Regions from separate parts of the Homo sapiens genome. Here region 1 is linked to region 2. Evidence: read pairs that join two places in POLR2A ChIA-PET (ENCODE). Cell type or tissue: PC-3. All regions are shown on one strand. Links, peaks and the distances in the headings refer to the core of each region. The heading gives the core; the rest is flanking DNA.

Region 1 (2,916 bases), core at 126-2,625, 300 kb after region 2:
CCTCTAGCAGTATCCTGACTTAGGATTGTTATGTGGTGGGAATGGGTCCCTGGGTTGGTCTCTGGATGGAGCTAGGTCATTATTCAGCACATGTTAGGGATGATTCAAGATATGGCTCCACCAGAAAACATTCCCCTATCCATTTCTTTTTCCTCTGCATGTACCTGGAAGACCTTCTCTTTAGAACTCTGGGTAGAGTTGTACAGTTTAGAGATTTTTTAAAAAATTCAGTTTATTCTTATTGATGACCAGTTGTCTATTACATCACATTCCTTTTACCCTTCTTTTCTAAGAAACCCAAATCACTCCATGTAACTAGAACCATATTTGAGTTTTATTATATCCCTAAATCATCAGTTTCAGAACTTCCTTTCATTAAAAAAATCCTTCCGGAATTTTAATTTAAATTAACCTTGTAAGTATTTTATATATAGACTTTTACAAATTTTTTAAATTTTTTGTGGATACATAGTAGATGTAGATATTTATGGGGTACATGAGATGTTTCGATACAGGCATGCAATGTGAACATAAGCACTCATAAAGAATGGGGTATCCGGCCCCTTAAGCATTTATCCCTTGAGTTATGAACAATCTGATTACACTCTTTACATTATTTTAAAATATTCAGTTAAGCTACCACTGACTACAGTCACCCTACTGTGCCATCAAATAGTATTTTATGTTTTGTATGCATCTTATTTCAGAGTATACTTTGTAAGAGAGTTAGGCTGGCTTTTAAGTATGCGAACACTACTCGCTGGGGTCATGGTTGTTTTCTGGTTTTGTTTTCTTTTGTTGGGTTGGAGAGGAGGTTATTCTGAATAAGAAATTTTTTTGCCTTATCATTTATAATGGGGATCAGCAAATTTCTCCTGTAACACACCAGATAGTAAATATTTAAGGCTTTGTAAGGCAAACATCTGTCACAACTACTCAGCTCTGGGTGAAGCATGAAAACAGCTGTAGAGGATATGTACAGGAATGGGCATGGCTGTGTTCCAATAAAACTTTATTTACAAAAATAAGCAGTTGGCCAGATTTGGCCCACAAGACATAGTTTGCTGATCCCTAATTTAGAAATGAGAGTATTGCACTGCTCAGTTGGGGGTGGTGGTGGTGGTGGTAATAGGGCATTTTCTAAGCTTCAGGACTATGGAAAGAGAATTTCACATTACCAGGTGAAAGGCTACTGATGCATTTCATGATCAGTACTGTAAACTATTTCATGGCCAAATGCAACAAATGTTTCACAGCCAGAAAAATCTCACCACAAGATTTTGGAAAGCTGTTTACTAGTTTTTCTAGTTTTGGTACAGAGTCCAAACTGCAGTAGTGCCATGTTTACCAGAAGTGTCTATGAATAATCCAGCAATGCATAACAGCGACTCTCCATTGTGGACATCATGACTAATATTATTCATCTCTAGCAACTTGGGTCTTATGAGTTAAGTGAACATAGATGGTAGAGTTTCATCTGTATGAGACAAATGATAGGAGACAATGAGTGGGGCCCAACTTGGGAGATGTGGAGTTGTTGCCATTAGAGAAATGGTCTCTTTGGGGTCAGCACAGATTCTTTAATGGCTGTGGCTCCTTAAAGTGGTTAATTATGGAATGTTGAGGATGTTGCTGAGATATATTTCTTCCTAAGTACTCAGATTCTTCATATTCAGAATCACACTTTCCCAACTTCTTACTTCACCTCCCAAAACAACCAGTAAGATAACATGTTCTTCCTTGGATGGTGGAGAAGATTACTGATGCCAGACCTACTACTGAATTGAAACCTTCTTACTAGTTGCACATGAAATGATCCTGAAGGGTGGTCGATGAGCTAGTCATGATAGGTGGTAGTAGTCAAGCTAAGTTTATTGAAGAGATGCTCTTTAGCCATTGTTAGTGGATACTCCATTGTGCTGAGAGGATCAGTGACTTTCAGACCTCAGGATAACTTTCAGCGGGGTTTATTGCTAAGTTACCCCAGTTACCTCCAAGTTTCCTGAAAAGGGGCAGTGTTTGGGATAAGCAGGTTAAATATCTGTTTCATTTTCTCCAAGTTCTACCCTGTGATCACATATGAAGTCACCCAGAAGTTAGTTTTCAGGCATAGACCAGGAGGAGAAAGAGTCTTCAAACTAAAAGTTAGAAAATGCTATGCTTTGTATTTTATTAAACATTGTGTGAACGACACACATCGTTTGGTTACCTGATCTTTCTTTACACCAGACTAGGAAATACTTTTTTGAGAGGTGATGACAGTGGTCATCAATGGTTTAGCATCAATCTGCTTGACTGGATTATGTTGATTGTATTATTGGCCATCACCTGGCAAGGCACAATTATAGCTGAGATAGATCTGGAAGTCGTAGTGGATCACAAGCTGGAGGAGTATTGTGTTGTTTATTTTTAAGAAAGCATGATAACCAAGCTGCGTTAAACTAGGAATGATGTGGAAGGTCTGGGAAGCAATGCTTCAGCTCTATTTAATATTTGACACCACTGTGTTTGAATTAGCGGAAAAAGACTGTGGGAAATCCAAAAAGTACAGAAAAGCTTATTAACAATATGTTTAACAGGATGAACAATAAGCCCTTTAAGGAAAGGTTTGTGGATTTGGGGTTGTTTAACTTGGGGAAAAGAATTAGGGGTCACTTAATAGCTGTTGTTATGTGTATCACTGAGATAAAGGCACTGACCAGTTACATTTGGTCTCCAGGGAGCACAGGAGAAACACCTTGGTGCCTAAAACAAATAGACAAGCAGTTCTTTTGACACCAAGCATTTTAGACTGTCGAGGCTGATGCGGAACTCACTGATAGCCAAGCATTTCTCTTGCATAGAGTTGGGGGCATGGGTTAGATGACCTCTTGGGGTCCCCATTTAGTTCTGTAATGTTTTACATTATAGCTAGAT
Region 2 (2,916 bases), core at 114-2,613:
TTACTCATAGATTTAGAATCTCCTCAGGTACTTGGTCTTAATGGAAGGCAGCGGAGGTCCTAAAGGGGGGCTTTCTGTCCTAATGGTCAGCTGGAATGTGGGAGGAGCAATTTTAGCACAAGAGCAAGCTGAAAATCCCTCTATCTTTTCTGGTGACGCTGTGGCTGACAGTATTTACTTTTAAATGAGAAAACATCCGGGAAGGGGGCACCCGGATTTGAACCGGGGACCTCTTGATCTGCAGTCAAATGCTCTACCCCTGAGCTATACCCCCTTCACCTATCAGGAACTCCTTCCTTGTCCACTTATGGTGACTCAATACAATCAAGTTCCACCCACACTAGAGTTCTGGCAAGCTTTGTGTCCTAAAGCCCCACCTTCTTAATTATCCATCATCTGCTTTGGCTTTTCCCTTGGCCACCAATAAACTGAAAGGGAACACTTGAAAAATGACATCCTGGGTTGGGCGCAGTGGCTCACGCCTGTAATCCCAGCACTTTGGGAGGCCAAGGTGAGGTCAGGAGTTTGAGACCAGCCTGACCAACATGGCGAAATCCCGTCTTTGCTAAAAATACAAAAAAAATTAGCTGGGCGTGGTGGCAGGCGCCTGTAATCCCAGCTACTAGGGAGGCTGAGGCAGGAGAATTGCTTGAACCCTGAGAGGCGGAGGTTGCAGTGAGCTGAGATCACACCACTGTACTCCAGCCTGGGCTAAGAGAGAGAGTGTGCATGCGTGTGTGTGTGTGTGTGTGTGTTTTGTAAAGACAGGGTTTTGGCATGTTGCCCAGGCTGGTTTCAAGTGATCCAACTGCCTAAGCTCAAGCAATCCTCCTGTCTCGGCATCACTTCGGCCTCCCAAAGTGCTGGGATTACACGCATAAACCACGGAGCTTGGCCTTTGCTCTGTTCTTGATGGAAACAGTAGCCAGCTCTGATCCTGGGGTCCTGCTGATAGCTGGGGAAGTGTTTTATTGAGGATGAATAGTGTGGCTCCTTCTTATCCCACTGGCAGGGTAGAAGTGAAGCCTCTCCGAGTGCAAGGGCATAGGCCTGAGAAGCCCTTCTCGTCTCACCTCCTCTCCAGGGTAAGAGAAGCTGAGAGTACAGCTGGCTCCTTCCTCCAGTCTCAGGGAAGAAACGGCACACTTGGAGACACAAATTTTTTTAATGTAAAATAACATTGAGAGTTCACCTAAACATCTGTCTTAGAAATTCAGGTTGAGGGCTATGAAGGGAAGAGATGCTGTTAGAACAGAGGGAAGTGGGTGACCTCTCCAAAGACAGACGTGCTCCGACGGAGAGCTGGGGTGTTCCCGCGGTAGCCAAACCTTCCACTGAACCCACTGACCAGTTTGACATCAGCATTGTAGTGGCCATCTGCTGGAGAGGATGCCCTTGGGGGCAAGGAGAGAGAGGCCTGAGCCTGCTTCCAGTCCACCTCTTGGCTTCCCCATTCCCCTGGGTGTGGTATGGGATGCCAACCAGGTGTAGTCACTGCATTCCCCATGCCCACAGCCAAACACGCAATCCTCAAATGTCCTGAGCCTCTGGGCTGAAAAGCCAAGGGCTGGTGAGGTTGAGGGACAGAAGGCTTCCTAGAAATAAAACCCTGCACCAGGAATAATTGCGGGAAGACTGTGAATGGTTTGTGCTGGGACAGGAGGGGCCAGAAATTCTGGGCTTGGCAGAGCTTGCCTTTCTCCCACGAGAAATGAGAAAAATCTCACCCTTGTCTCTGACCCATGTGGAAAAAATGGATGAGATCAAGATCAATTGGACCAAATGGTACAAAGGATCATGTGAGTAGAGGAGTGGCCCAGGATGGTGGAGTTGGGCTGGGAGGAGGGTTTACCCTGTTAGAAAAGTATCTCTCAACTCTTTCCCATTGTTGTTAACCTGGGCCTGGAAAATGAGCAGGACACAGCAGTGAGGGGAACAGGGGCTTCAGAGTTGGGAAGAGCGGAATCTTAATCCCAGCTCAGCCCTTCTTGCCAAACCACTTTAACTCAACAAACTTGTTTCCCAAACTGTGCCGTGGGGTTAGTGTGAGGGTGAGAAGTGTCTTACAAATGGCTCGTGTCTGTAATGCCAGCACTTTGGGAGGCTGAGGCCAGAGGATCACTTGAGCCTAGGAGTTCAAGACCAGCCTGGGAAACATAGGGAGACGCCATCTCTACAAAAAATAAAAAATTAACTGAGTGTGGTGGTGCACACCTGTGGGCCCAACTGCTCAGAAGACTGAGGTGGGAGGATTGCTCAAGCCCAAGGAGGTCAAGACTGCAGTGAGTAGTAATTGTGCTACTGCAACTCATGCACTCCAGCTTGGGCGACAGAGTGAGACCATGTCTCAAAAAAAAAAAAAGGTGGGGGGGGCCTGACATACAGTAGGTGCTTATTAGCTAGTATCAGGGAGTACTGTGCCACCATCTGCTTGTGTATGTGAAGAAAAGCTGGAAAGATGCAGTCCCTGGGCCTCTTCCCCTCAACCAGGCTTTGCTATGGCCCAGGAACCATCATGAGGCTGGAAATGGAGGCAGCACTTGCCTGTCTCTGCCCAACTTCTCCTGTTGAGGTATCTCTGTCCTTTCCTGAAGATGTGGAGGATGCATTCTACTATCCAGCCATCCCTTCCTGTGCCACCATGATCCTGAATGTGGGAAAGAGAATACAGAAGACTGTCAGCCACAATGCTGAGGGGGCACAGTGCAAACTGCCCTGGGGTTTGCTGGTGGGAGAAGGAAGAGGTCAGAGCCTTAGATAACTGGGGCGGACGGATTAAATATATTTAAGAATCGGGCCAGGTGCGGTGGCTCAGGCCTATAATCCCAGCACTTTGGGAGGCTGAGGCGGGCAGATCACCTGAGGTCAGGAGTTTGAGGCCAGCCTGACCAACATGTAGAAACCCCCATCTCTACT

The links. ChIA-PET counts read pairs that join two places held together with the same protein. Peaks named below come from ENCODE experiments on the same cell type or tissue, not always from the same donor. Only the 100,000 strongest peaks of a DNase experiment are listed, where the experiment ranks them.
Region 1: POLR2A ChIA-PET joins it to region 2 with 6 read pairs; 1 of 35 experiments calls an interaction of 5 or more read pairs at or near these places.

Annotation. Positions count from the first base shown.
Region 1 is chr14:72,655,837-72,658,752 of GRCh38, reverse strand. The region is part of intron 8 of DPF3 (double PHD fingers 3); the gene reads left to right. Among named protein-coding and RNA genes, the nearest start is that of MIR7843, 140 kb to the right of the region's middle. In PC-3, for the core only: no CTCF peak of the experiment used is centred there; a DNase peak (open chromatin) is centred at 1,342.
Region 2 is chr14:72,960,329-72,963,244 of GRCh38, reverse strand. It overlaps TRC-GCA8-1 (tRNA-Cys (anticodon GCA) 8-1), which reads right to left and starts at 274; the gene lies at 203-274. It also overlaps a transcript of DCAF4 not described here and the pseudogene LOC100420966. In PC-3, for the core only: no CTCF peak of the experiment used is centred there; DNase peaks (open chromatin) are centred at 244, 804 and 1,504; H3K27ac peaks cover 2,204 bases.